Regions from separate parts of the Homo sapiens genome. Here region 1 is linked to region 2. The links are chromatin contacts, found by Hi-C or POLR2A ChIA-PET in ENCODE. All regions are on one chromosome and are shown on one strand. The core of a region is the stretch at or near the end of the contact, and the rest is flanking DNA. Distances in the headings are between cores, read along the strand shown.

Region 1 (6,389 bases), core at 3,522-6,021, 570 kb before region 2:
GGGAAATAGTTCAAGGGAGGTGTCACACCATTAAAAAAAATCTTTTAGGACTTGTTTTTTGCAATCATGATTGTTTATGGTTGTAAAGATTTTGTTTCAGAAATGATTGGTGGAGAAAGAAGTGTATTGAGAATCAAAAGATGGGACTGTGCCACTGATGTGCGCAGTGAGAAGCTGCAAGCTTGGTGCCCCATCTTCCTAACTGTAAAATGGGCATAACAACTACCAGACAGCCGTCAAAACATTATACTAGTGATACAATGAAGACTAAGTGATATAATTTTGAAAGGCAGTATGCCTTATATGTGTAAAATGCTGTTTACTTGGAATATTTTTATAGTAAAATTATTTTCTTTGGACAAGATATAGATGCAGAAGAAAATGATCATATTTCTGTGAGATTAGGATTCAGACCATTTGAATTTTTTATATTTATTAAATAGGTACTTTATGTTGGGTACTGAATAAGTCTTTTATTTTTAACACCTCATTTCCCTCACAAAATGGATGGCATCTTTGGACTAGGGGAAATGTGTGGTCCCTGCAGCTGTAGTATTTTATGATTCTATAGCTTTTGCCTTTAGCAAACTTCTCTTAGAATAGTGATTTAAGGGCTGGGTGTGGTGGCTTACACCTGTAATCCCAGCACTTTGGGAGGCTGAGGCAGGCAGATCACCTGAGGTCAGGCATTCGAGACCAGCCTGGCCAACATGGTGAAACCCCTTCTTTACTAAAAATAAAAAATTAGCCCCGTGTGGCAGCATGCGCCTGTAGTCCCAGCTACTAGGGAGGCTGAGGCAAGAGAATCGCTTGAACCGGGAGGTGGAGGTTGCAGTGAGCCAATATTGTACCACTGCACTCCAGCCTGGGCGACAGAACATTTAATGCTGGTGGCTCACACCTGTAATCCTAGCACTTTGGGAGGCCGAGGTGGGTGAATTGCTTTTGCTCAGGAGTTTGAGAGCAGTCTGGGCAACATGGCGAAACCCCATCTCTATAAAAAATACAAAAATTAGCCAGGTGTGGTGGTGCACGCCTGTAGTCCCAGCTACTTGAGAGGCTGAGGTGAGAGGATGACTTAAGCCCAGGAGATCCAGGCTGCAGTGAGCTGACATAGCGCCACTGCACACTGCATTCCAGCCTGGGCAACAGAGCAAGATCTTGTCTTAAAAAAAAAAAAAAGTGACTTAAGATACTGACAGTATAAACACAACCAAACCCATGGGCATCTGTGCTGGGAATAAAAGACAGACATGTTTTCATTGCACTGATTTAGGATTCTGCTTGGAAAGGAAAACTGTGATCTCTCCTGCAGTTGCCTAAAATGCTTTACAGTTATGGGAATGGAAAAGCTAAATTCTGTGATTTGTGGGTAGAGGGAAGGAGGACGAGTGTCCTTTCTGATTTCCTCTTTTTCCTTCTCTTCCAAGGGGAAATAAAAGGCTAGAGCAACAATTTAAAAAGAAAAGGCAAGGAGCTACTGGGGGTAGAGTCGGGAGGGAAAAAGGCCAAACCCACTAAATAATTTCACTTCAGTTACAGTAAATCTCAAATGATGATGCTACACTCCTGAGAATGTTCCATGGTGGAAATGCCTGGGCTTTGAATTTTGAGCAGCGAAGTACCAGGAGAGGGTGACATGATAACATTCAACAGGAAGAACACTGCTCTTGTCCGTTTGACGGTCCTATTCCTCCGGATCACTCAATCTTCACAAATCAAGCATATAGCTCCTTCACATGTCATTTGTGAAGGGAAAGACTCCTAGGAAAATGTTTTCTAGGAAAGGGAAAAAAGCAGAAAGCAAAGGTCTCCTGCTTACTACAGCATTCGTGTTGCATAAGCAGTATTAATGTAGTGGAGTATTAATCACTTAGAACAGTTCACGTATTATTCCTATCTGGGCTCTGCAGGGTCCTTTCTTCACTTCTTTCTCGACATTTGGATTCTGTCCATTTTACTCCTCCCTCTGCACTTGGAATAGAAGTGAAATTTGTTGTGCCAATTCTCTGCTTGTTAGAAGCCATGGTAATGTTTAGTAGGGGAAAAGATTTGTACTGCTACATAGAAGGAGGTTTTGGGATTATTTAAGACTTTACTTTGTTGATGGGATTCCTAGAATCTACTATTACTGGGTATACTAGACAAGTTTGTAGATTTACAAAAGTGTGGATAACATGGGTTGCACTTGATTTCTTTATCCAGCTCTTTGGTTCTAAATTTATTGCCAATTTTATTTATCAAAACTATTCTCAGCGGAGTAGTATTTTCTGTGGACACAAGGAAACATCTGTGAGCTTAAACCTTAGAGGCAGATAGCCAGTTAGAACATTTGGCATATGAAGCTTAGATAGCAGAAGAGAAAAATTAACCAAGGCAACCCTCAAAAATATTGAGAAGGCAACTAAGAAAAATTTCTTATCACTGACAGACTGCAGTATTGAGTTCGTGTTAATGAAGAAATGTCAGAATACATAATGAATCAATAAGGAGTGTCATATTATGGCAAGTTTCAATGTTGGTGTCAATCTCGACTGCCAGGATTTATGGTAGATTATATAATGGAATCCTGAGTTCTGAGAGATCAAAGGAAAATGCTGGCTCTTTCTTCATCCATTCTCTTAGGTCAAGCCTATGCAGCAAGAAGCCAAGTTGAGAATTGAGCAATTATCTGAAGTGGGCAGTGGAGACGGCCAAACCAGATAATATATAACCAGAAAGTCACCGTGGAGGGAAAATGTGGACTGAAAATAGGATAAGGGGTGGAGGTAGAATGTCAAGCCATTTGGTCAGTGTCCACAGTCCAAATTTACTGAATAACAGCCAATTCCTTACTTCATGTGGTTATTTAGAGCGAGACTAGAGGACAAGTGAAAAAAAAAAAAAAGAGTTCATTCCTAAGGTTGTTGCATGTTTGTGCAAAATTTCTTCAAATCTCTGTTATTATCTGTTACATGTCTAATTCTGAGTACTTCCAGAGATTGCATTTCATTACTTTAGATTAGTGGGTTGAAGTGGTGGAGGAAGCCCATATAATCTGACTTACATGGAGAAAACAAGTCTTTTTTTATAGTTTAGTTGAGTGTTATATTTAATTAGCCTTTTTTTCCCTCCATAATGCATGCTTATGAATTTTCCACTTAAAATTCTGAGGCTCTGACCTTTATCATTTCCTCATGGAGCAATTTCTGTACCTCCTTAACTTTAGTAGAACATAGCAATGAAATATACAAGTCCCCTAGAATAGAATTTGTGTGAATTTGGTTTTCTAAAAACACAACTACCAAAGTCTGAGGACCAGTGTGGTATTTTTTTCTTCTATTTGATATGGAAACCATAAACTACTTACTTTGAGCAGATGTTTCCCAGTCCTAAAATACAGCTATCAGTCCACTGGCCCCTATAAATCTGTTGGAGTGCACCTGCTAATTCTGAAGCCTCCCTAATACAATGTTAAACTTTCCTTTTTTTTTTTTTTTTTTTTTTGAGAAAAAAATTGTAAATTAGGTTCACTGTTGCTTGGAATTAGGAAAAAATAAAAACACAGGCATACTAATATTTCAGATGGAAAAACAAAGTTAAGAATTCAACAAGTTTTTTTCCCCCACTCTATCATGTCTTGCACATTTAAAGCTGTTATACAACATTTTAAAAACAAACCAAAAAAACCCAGGGCCTTTTTCCAACAGCTTAGGCTGATGACCCACAGTAAAAAAGTGCCCCATGGGATATTCTTAAAGCACCCCAAGGGAGTCTATTGAAATAACTTAAAGTAAAAATTCAGAAGAATTTTACATGTAATTAAAAATTAAGAACGTTGTTTTATAAGCAATAGGGAAAAGCTGTATTAAGTTGCATTGCTCAATTTCTCACTTGCTCTGTGCAGTGACTGCTTTTTCAACCATGTAACAACGTCTGAATCTTCGTGGTAAAATCATACCTATCACAGCCACAGCAGGTTTTGTTCTGCTGCTGCACATGTGATTTGAGATACTGTGGGCTGGGAGTTTTTTTTTTTTTAATTTCTAATGGCAAAATGGATCTATAGAAATGGAAGTCATCTGTAATCTCAGCACTTTGAGAGGCTGAGGTGGGTGGATCACCGGAGGTCAGGAATTGGAGACCAGCCCAGCCAACATGGTGAAACCCATCTCTACTAAAAAGATAAAAAATTAGCTGGCGGGCGTGGTGGTGTGCGCCTGTAGTCCCAGCTACTTGGGAGGCTGAGGCAGAAGAAATGCTTGAACCCAGGAGGTGGAGGTTGCAGTGAGCCGAGACCGCACCGTTGCACTCCAATCTGGGTGGCAAGAGCGACACTACATCTCAAAAAAAAAAAAAAAAAAAAAAAGAAGAAGAAGAAATGGAAGTCATCCCGTGGGCCTGAGTTGGTGTAGTGGATTATGGCCTGTGCGTGAATGAAGAAATACTTGCCAATGGCATCAGTGGTAACTAGCTTAAGCCCTACTCAGCTTTGTAAAATAATGTAATCAAGGAATTTGATCTGAACAGGTAAGCCAAACATTGATTCTTCAGTGCCTATTGATAAGTGAGACTACTTTTCTTTTTAACAGCCTTATTTCACTTAAGTGGGGAGTCAAACTAGCTTTAATTAAGGAAATCTGTAGAAATCACCCACATCTCCCTTTCCTTCTCTGTTAAAAAAACAAAAGGAAGAAGAAAACTAGGAAGGAGTAAGCACAAAGATCTCTTCACATTCTCCGGGACTGCGGTACCAAATATCAGCACAGCACTTCTTGAAAAAGGATGTAGATTTTAATCTGAACTTTGAACCATCACTGAGGTATGTGTGAACATACTAGTTTCCTCTTTCTCTCTCCTGACTTTGTCCGTGAATTGATAAGATCTAATTTGGTCATCAGTTTGGAGAACGATTTTTCATTTAATTTCTTTCATTATCAAGTGTGTATTGTCAGGGGCTTAGCAGTACACCTACTATCTGATGGGCACTCTACATGCGTTGCTTAGGTTGAAATTAAGGATACAATCTGTGCACTACCACCATTTAAAAAAATCCCCAAGTCTACTGTGTGGGTGAGGTTTCTTTGCATAGTATCAGAGAGGTTAACCAATTTATTTACATACTCAATAGTCCACTCTAAGTAGGGAAAATCCAAGCTTTTTTTTTCTTAAGAAAGAGCTTTTCATTCTTTTTTCCCTCAGAGCTTTACCATAGTTTCCAGCAAGTGAAAACATTTCTTGATTTGAATTTCACAACCTCCTTCTCCTCTTGCCAGTTGTATGGTGCTAATAGGAAGCAAAATGTGAGTGTGCTTTTAATTTAACCCTAAAATAGGGGAATATCTTCAGAATTTAGACTTTACATATTCAGTGACCTACCTAAAAATAGAGACATAGTTCTAACCTTCTCAATCATTAAGAAACATTTCTATTGAATTTAATTATTCAAAACAACAGGTAGCAGTTTCACAAGGGAAAAGACAAGCCATGCCACTTGTATTTGTGGTCACCAAGTAATTACATTATTTTTTATTTAAAATTAAGATAAAATAACTTACTGACTGTCAAGTCCATTTCTCATTTCCTCCATAGAACATTTTAAAACTAGTTCACAAACCTCTTGAAAAGTCATGCCTCTAGAAAGTGCAAATTGTCACCATTGCCTAGAAGCCAACTTGAGAGGCTGTGTATCTATGCAGCATTTTGCAAATCCAGTAGCAGGCATGTGATATAAAAGATTAAATGCACCCCTGATTTGTGAATACTATCCTAGCCTTCAAAATGTTCAAAAGCACAGGAAGTCTGCACTTTTAAAAATATAACCTGCCCAAATTGCAAGGGAGGGGTTGGGTGTAGGACCTAGGTCTGTCTGCCAATCAGCTTGAGATGCCAGTGGACGAAACCTGACTTCACTAAAAACCAGACTGGCAAATATTACTCAGCGTGGTAATTTCCTAATTGTAGAACTGGCCTGTTTGGTGAAGTATTTCAGGAAAATTTTTAGCTGGACCTTTTCTACCCTACTGCATAAGAAATGAAGGTTTCTAGGCAAAGACTTTACTTAGTGACTAACCAAAAATGGTAAATAAAGTCACCACTTCCAGGCTTAGCTACTGTCCTCAAAACAGCTGCAGGACTGGTCAGGCCAGTCTTCTGAGGCTGGAGGTGCATGTGGAACCCCCAGAGCCTTGTCTGCAAGGGCATGGCTGACTGCAGGCTGTTTAGAAGCACCCCGCCCCGTGAAACTCCTCTGGCTTAGGAATTTTAAACAGTTCTAGTTCTAATCTCTCTGCTCAGAGTCTGAGCAGCTGTGAATGAGCTCTCCTGTGAATCACAGAAATGTTAATGGGTGAGCTGCTCTAGCTTCTTACTTCCAAGTGGAAGGCGCCTGTAGCTCTTTGCCAGCTTGA
Region 2 (6,422 bases), core at 1,017-3,516:
AAGAAATTTGCCATTTCAGAGAGAACAGAGCAGTGAAGAGGACAGCAGGGCTGGCGTACCATGGGGCAGAGGAAGGATATTTTACAGGTTGCTTCCACGGAGGAGCCTCCTGCCATCTATTTCTGGAGCTGCTGCTCGCCTGCCCCTGGTTGTTCTTTGCAATGTCTGAGCACAACATGGGACCCAGCCATTCCAGCTCATCCAACCTAACTGCCCACAGAGACCCTTCTCTCGCTCTCCTATTTTCAGAGTTTTATACTCACCATTTTAGGGAAATAGATGGGATCTGTTTACCTTTCTGTTTCTTCTTTTTTTCATTAGAATCTCATGATTAAATTGTCTAATAGACTTTATCTTTATCTTTGCAAGGCGGTGTCGGTGCTTGAAGCTAAATGAACAGTAAAAACCTGTAGGTAATAGTATATAAAACTTTCTCCCAGATTCTGAGCCCACCCGAGCTCAGAGGTACTTCCTTTCCTTTCAGATGATCCAGCCAGAGATTGCAGTTTAGGTAGAACAACGGGGGTGCAATGGTCTAATATATGCTAGTTGCATTTTGCAAGACCTTCAGAATGGGTGACTAGTGACACTAAATTCTCCACCTTCTGCGGAATTTCTCAAAGATAAGCAGTGATTTTCCTAGAGATGGGAAGTTTGGGTGGATGGGCATTCTCCCAGAACTGGAACCCATGATTTTCTGCATGAAAACAGATTCTCTCTCATCTAAGACTCCACCACCTTCTAAGAATAAGCTCTAAAAGATCCTGGTTCTTCCAAGCAAAGTTGAAACAGCAGTTCAAAAGGAACCCATAGAAAATGGCCTCAAGAAATCAGTGGACGAGACTGAAAGTTGTCCCCATCAGAGCTGCTCCAGCTGCCAAAGTAGTGGCCCTGGCCATGACCTGCTGACTTGCTTTTGTGGGATCCAGGCCACTTCCTCTCTGCTTTTCTCTTCAGCAAAAATTTGTTTTTCAGAGCCCGGCCTGAAGACTCCCTTGGAAAATTCTCCGAGCCCTGAGCCCAACACGCTCTTCTACACCAGTTACTATGGTCTGATTGAGAGAGGTTGGCTCAAGTTCCTTACACCAAATTTGGATTTGGAACACTGACAATCGAAATGTTAGGTCTTAACAACTTCCTCACTTTTATATGCACAGATATATATTCAGATTCTATGCGGTTAGACTCAGTTTTTCAGTGAGTGAATTTTTCTCTGAATGATTTAGTCATTGTGAAACATAAGACTTGGACCACAGGAAGCAAACCATGATTAAGAATCCAGTTCAAATTTCATTCTCTTTCCCCTGGGGATAAGAAGGTGCAGCCAGAAGGAATGTAATTATGGTAATTACTTTCTCTGAGGTGTGATAACAGTTTTCTGCCATGCCTAGGGAATGCAGAGGTTAGGCGGTTTCTGTCACCAGTCCCCACTGGGTGGGGCTACATAAACTTTATTTTGGAAATACTAGAACAGTAACCACTTTTGCCAGGAACATTCCTTGGAAGATGAATGAGGACTGGGCAGTGCTAAACATTACATAAAACATTTCTTTATAAAGCTTTTTATTATTTTATGGGGCAATCTCTCTGTTCTTTTAATGAATGATAATGTGTGAAAAAGACCCAGCTTCATGAAGATACCACGTAATTCAGGAGATCTTACTACATGCCCTTAAGATCTTCACATAGAGAAGCAGTCTATTTGATAGGAAACAAAAAAGCATAGTCATTCACTGATACCCATGCAAGTCAAATTAGTTAAAAGGAATGGAGGTAAGAGGTATTACCATCTCCCAGCTTCAGTAGCACTAAGTAATGGTGTGCTTACAGACTTAGGAAGGTATTCCAACCCTCCTGAATCATCCAAGCCCCAATTAAAGAGCATTAACATTGCTGAGGGCTGCATTTAATGGATGATTTGTTTTCTGCAATTAACTTTAGTTAATTTCAGATTAACTCCAAATTATTTTTAGTTTTCTACATAAAGGGACATGATCCTTTTCATGGCAATAATAATGTAAACAGGGCTCCTTTTCTTCCCACAGATGGAAAAACAATCTTCCAGGAAGCTCTAATTATTTTAAAAGATCTAGTAATATTTTATATGCTGGGAACTTCATTAGATGAAAGATGATGGAATTTATAGATAGTTTAAAAATAAACAGTAACCAATTTCCATGTAGTAAAACACTACCACATTTTTCTGTATTTACACTTCACCCAATGTGGGCAGGGTCAGGACTTGACTCAGTTTAAAGAATTCCCGTGGACCTGGGCAGGATCTGCTGGGTGTGGACACCACAGTGGTGTGTACATGCTCAGTCCAGCCCGCTAAGTCTCAAGCCTGGCCTTTCAGCATAGCAGAAGCTTCTTCGTCTCAAAGAATGTGATTTGGAAACAGTTGGTTATTGTTATTAATTATTTTAACTGCTGCAATTTGAGCATTTATTGTATTACTTGCATTTAAATCCTCACTGTTTTTTTTCTTTTTGATTATTTTTTCCACATGTTCTAAAGAATTTTTTTAAGTTAAATATTATTATCCATATTTTACAGATGAGAAAACTGATCCGTAAGAAAGTTGTGGAAAATTTAAGGCTCTTGCCCCAGGTCACCTCGTTAATAATGAATGGGAAAAAGATAAACAGATTTCAATCCTGGCTTGTGGATATGCTTTCTTTGGCACACAAATTATTTTAAAATTTTAGATTTAAATGTCAACGTTTAAAAGTTGGGAGGCTTTAGAAATAAATCCACATTCCCTATCTCTTGAAAAACTAGAAGATCCAGCAATGCCACTTGTAAATTCTTGTGTGATAATAGCTAGAGCTTAGTAACAGCTGCTTCTTAGACAGGAGACCAGCTTGCCAAGGGCCAGGCTGGGCCTGCTCCCCTCATTGGTTTTGCCCTTCCCAGGCCACGAGACCTTGGAATTTGTGGTTCCTGCCTTGTTTAATCCCTCTTGTGCTTGTGAGTGAGGATCAGGCCGCCCCTTCCCTTACTACCTGCCTCTAGCGGTAGGGTGGGGCAAGGGAGTAATAAGAGCTTTATAAATGATTGCTATCCTACCTAGGAAACTTTCAAGGCTTTCCCTTTATTTTAGCTTCTTTAGAAATTAAGTTCATTCAGAGATCACCACTGAAAATAGAAGAAAGCATTATATATTAGACCTATAATAGCTGTTTACAAAACTAGGTGAATTGCTGTCTACTTTTACAGCTAGAAAATCATTCTACTTCTGTTCAGTTTTAGTATGTGTAACCTTTTCTTTTGACTTTAATTACAAAGTCACATTGCATGTGCATTTTCAAGTGTGTAAATCCAAGTGAAAAGTTATATTTTTTATTTGCATCTATTTACCCAACACAGAGTTCAAACGTCTTTTCATATGTTCATTGTCCATTTATATTTCTTTTCCTGTGAATTATCTCTTCATATCTTTTGTCCATATTCTATTATTTGATCTTTCCTTATTGTTTTACAAAAGATTTGTGAATTGCATAGTTTCTTCCCTGTTTGTCTATGTCTTTTGTTTTATTTTGTGTTACTCATTCCTCCCTGTCTATGTCTTTCAATTTGGTTACTTTTTTGGGGGTGGGGAAGGGGGGTCATACAGAACTTTTTTATTTTTGTGTAGTAGTTTCATTTTTATTTGTTTATTTATTTATTTACTTATTCATTTTTGAGATGGAGTTTCACTCCTGTTGCCCAGGCTGGAGTGCAATGGCGTGATCTCGGCTCACTGCAACCTCTGCCTCCTCGGTTCAAGTGATTCTCCTGCCTCAGCCTCCTGAGTAGCTGGGATTACAGGTTCCCACCACCACACCTGGCTAATTTTGTATTTTTAGTATAGACGGAGTTTCACTATGTTGGCTAGGCTGGTCTCGAACTCCTGACCTCAGGTGATCCACCTGCCTCAGCCTCCCAAAGTGCTGGGATTACAGGTGGGAGCCATGGCCCATTTGTTTATTTTTTTAGTTGGCGTCTCACACTGTCACCCAGGCTGCAGTGCAGTGGCACAATCATAGCTCGCTGCAGCCTCAACCACCTGGGCTTAAGGGATTCTCCCACCTCCTCCCAGCTTCTCCCATCCCAGCTTCCTTAGTAGCTGGGACCACAGGCGTGTGCCACCACGCCCGGCTAATGTTTTTATTATTTGTAGAGATGGGGTTTTGCTATGATACCCAGGCTGGTCTTGAACTTCTGGGCTCAAGCAATTCTCCCTTCTTAGCCTCCCAAACTGCTAAGATTACAGGCATAAGCCACCAAGCCCTGCCAATGTATTAGTTTAAAAGAAGCTATAAAATTATGGGTTTGGGGTATACTGGCAAAGGTTTTCCCTATCCTAAGATTAAAAAAAAAAAATCATACATTGAGTACCTTGCAGACTTAAGTTTTATATTGAAATCTTTGATCCACCTGTGATACATTTTTCTGTAAAATATGGGGTAGAAAATACAGTTTATCACGTTTCAAGTGATTATTTACAGAGTGAGTCATATTTTGTCCACTGATTTGTAATGCCACCTAAAATATTTATCAAATTCCTTTACATACCAAATCTCTTTCTGGAATAGTTATTGTTTAATTTTCTGTTCACATATTTATTGCGCCAACACCAAACTATTTTAATTATTGTAATATTGTATTTTAATATGTGATTAGACTGGCCGGGCATGGTAGCTCACGCCTATAATCTCAGCACTTTGGGAGGCTGAGGTGGGTGGATTGCCTGTGCTCAGGAGTTGAAGACCAGCCTGGGCAACATTGAGAGACCTCCATCTCTACAAAAAATTAAAAAAATTAGCTAGGCAGGTGGTGCGCGCCTATAGTCCCAGCTACTCAGGAGGCTGAGGTGGGAGCATTACTTGAGACTGGGAGGCAGAGGTTGCAATGAGCTGAGATTGCGTCCCTGCACTCCAGCCTGGGTGACAGAGCAAGACCCTGTCTCAAAAAAAAAAAAACAAAAAAAAATCCACACACATATATGATAAGACTAATAATCCCTCAAAACTCTTCATTTTCAAAATTTTATATGGGATATTACATTATTCCTCTAACTTGTTTTTTGTCTATGTAAAAACTATAAATTCTCGACTTCTTTTTTTTTTTTTTTTTTTTTTGAGACAGGATTTCACTCTGTTGCCCAAGCTAGAGCACAGTGGCACAATCTCGGCTCACTGCAACCTCTGCCTCCCAGGTTCAAGCAGTTCTCATGCCTCAGCCTCCCAAGCAGCTGGGATTACAGGCATGCCCCACCACACCCGGCTAATTTTTGTATTTTTAGTAGAGATGGGGTTTCACCATGTTGGCCAGGCTGGTCTCAAACTCCCGACCTCAGGTGATCCACCTGCCTTGGCCTCCCAAATTGCTGGGGATACAGGCGTGAGCCACTGTGCTCGGCTGACTTCATTTTTTAATTTTTATTTTTTGTTGGATTCTTTTATGCTTTTCAATGACCTAACTTCATATTTTTAATAAGCCAGTCATCTTCCTAAATTTCTCCATTGCTTCTAAATAGTTTTTAGTTGATTAAGTTTGGTTTTCCATATCATATAATCATATCATCAGCAAAAAGCCGAAAAAAAAAATACATAGGTTAGTCCTAACAATCATCCTCACACTGAGAAAACAGAAGCAATCACAGTGAACTTCCATGAAGTTTCCGTTAACAATATTTATGTCCTACTTCCTACCAGTATTTGTATTCCAACATAGATGCTTTCCCTCCCTCCTCATTTTACTTGGAGAACAGATTGGCCTGGTCTCAACCATTATTGCAGGAGAAAGGTGTAAATGGTAAAGGAAGGCACAGTTTGGATTAGGCCACAAGAAGGAGCAGATGATACCATCAGATGCTTATAGGGTTGGGGCAGCTAATGGGCTTCTAAACTATTTGGTCCCTGGCTTACTTAGCAAGAAGGGTAGGGAAGACCAAACTCTGCACTCTTTTTTTTTTTTTTTTTTTTTTTTGAGACGGCGTCTCCCTCTGTCTCCCAGGCTGGAGTGCAGTGGTGCGATCTCAGCTCACTGTAACCTCTGCTTCCCAGGTTCAGGTTCAGGAGATTCTCCTGCCTCAGCTTCCCAAGTAGCTGGGACTACAGGCGCCCACCACTATGCCCGGCTAATTTTTGGTATTTTTATTAGAAACGGGGTTTCACCGTGTTAGCCAGGATGGTCTCCATCTCCTGACTTCATGATCTGCCAGCCTTGGCTTCCCAAAGTGCTGGGATTACAGGTGTGAGCCACCGCACCTGGCCTGTGTACTTTTTATCCTATCCGTTTCCTCCCCAACAAGAAGATTGTTCTTGCAATCACACTCCTTTTTCTTTTTCTTTTTTTTTTTTTTTTTTTTTTTTTTGTTATGAGACAGAGTCTTGCTCTGTCGCCCAGACTGGAGTGCAGTGATATAATCTCGGCTC

What was found. A loop is a pair of places that touch in the nucleus more often than their neighbours do. ChIA-PET counts read pairs that join two places held with the same protein, here RNA polymerase II (POLR2A). Pooled maps may share reads with other maps.
Region 1: a loop to region 2 is called in a map of heart left ventricle, with 4 times the contacts of the local background. The contact joins two enhancer-like sites. A Hi-C loop is called at or near these places in 14 of 168 maps with a recorded cell type or tissue (CD4-positive, alpha-beta memory T cell, CD8-positive, alpha-beta T cell, GM12878 and 9 more), 22 of 37 single-sample maps with no recorded cell type and 29 of 50 pooled maps. POLR2A ChIA-PET finds 5 or more read pairs at or near these places in 1 of 52 experiments (CD4-positive, alpha-beta T cell).

The regions. Positions count from the first base shown.
Region 1 is chr6:151,697,205-151,703,593 of GRCh38, forward strand. It overlaps a transcript of ESR1 not described here. Among named protein-coding and RNA genes, the nearest start is that of ESR1, 110 kb to the right of the region's middle. Within about 2 kb of position 4,772, at least 2 of the 41 ENCODE cell types and tissues checked have a DNase peak (open chromatin) inside an H3K27ac peak, as active enhancers do.
Region 2 is chr6:152,270,930-152,277,351 of GRCh38, forward strand. The region is part of intron 98 of SYNE1 (spectrin repeat containing nuclear envelope protein 1); the gene reads right to left. Among named protein-coding and RNA genes, the nearest start is that of SYNE1-AS1, 110 kb to the right of the region's middle. Within about 2 kb of position 2,267, at least 13 of the 41 ENCODE cell types and tissues checked have a DNase peak (open chromatin) inside an H3K27ac peak, as active enhancers do.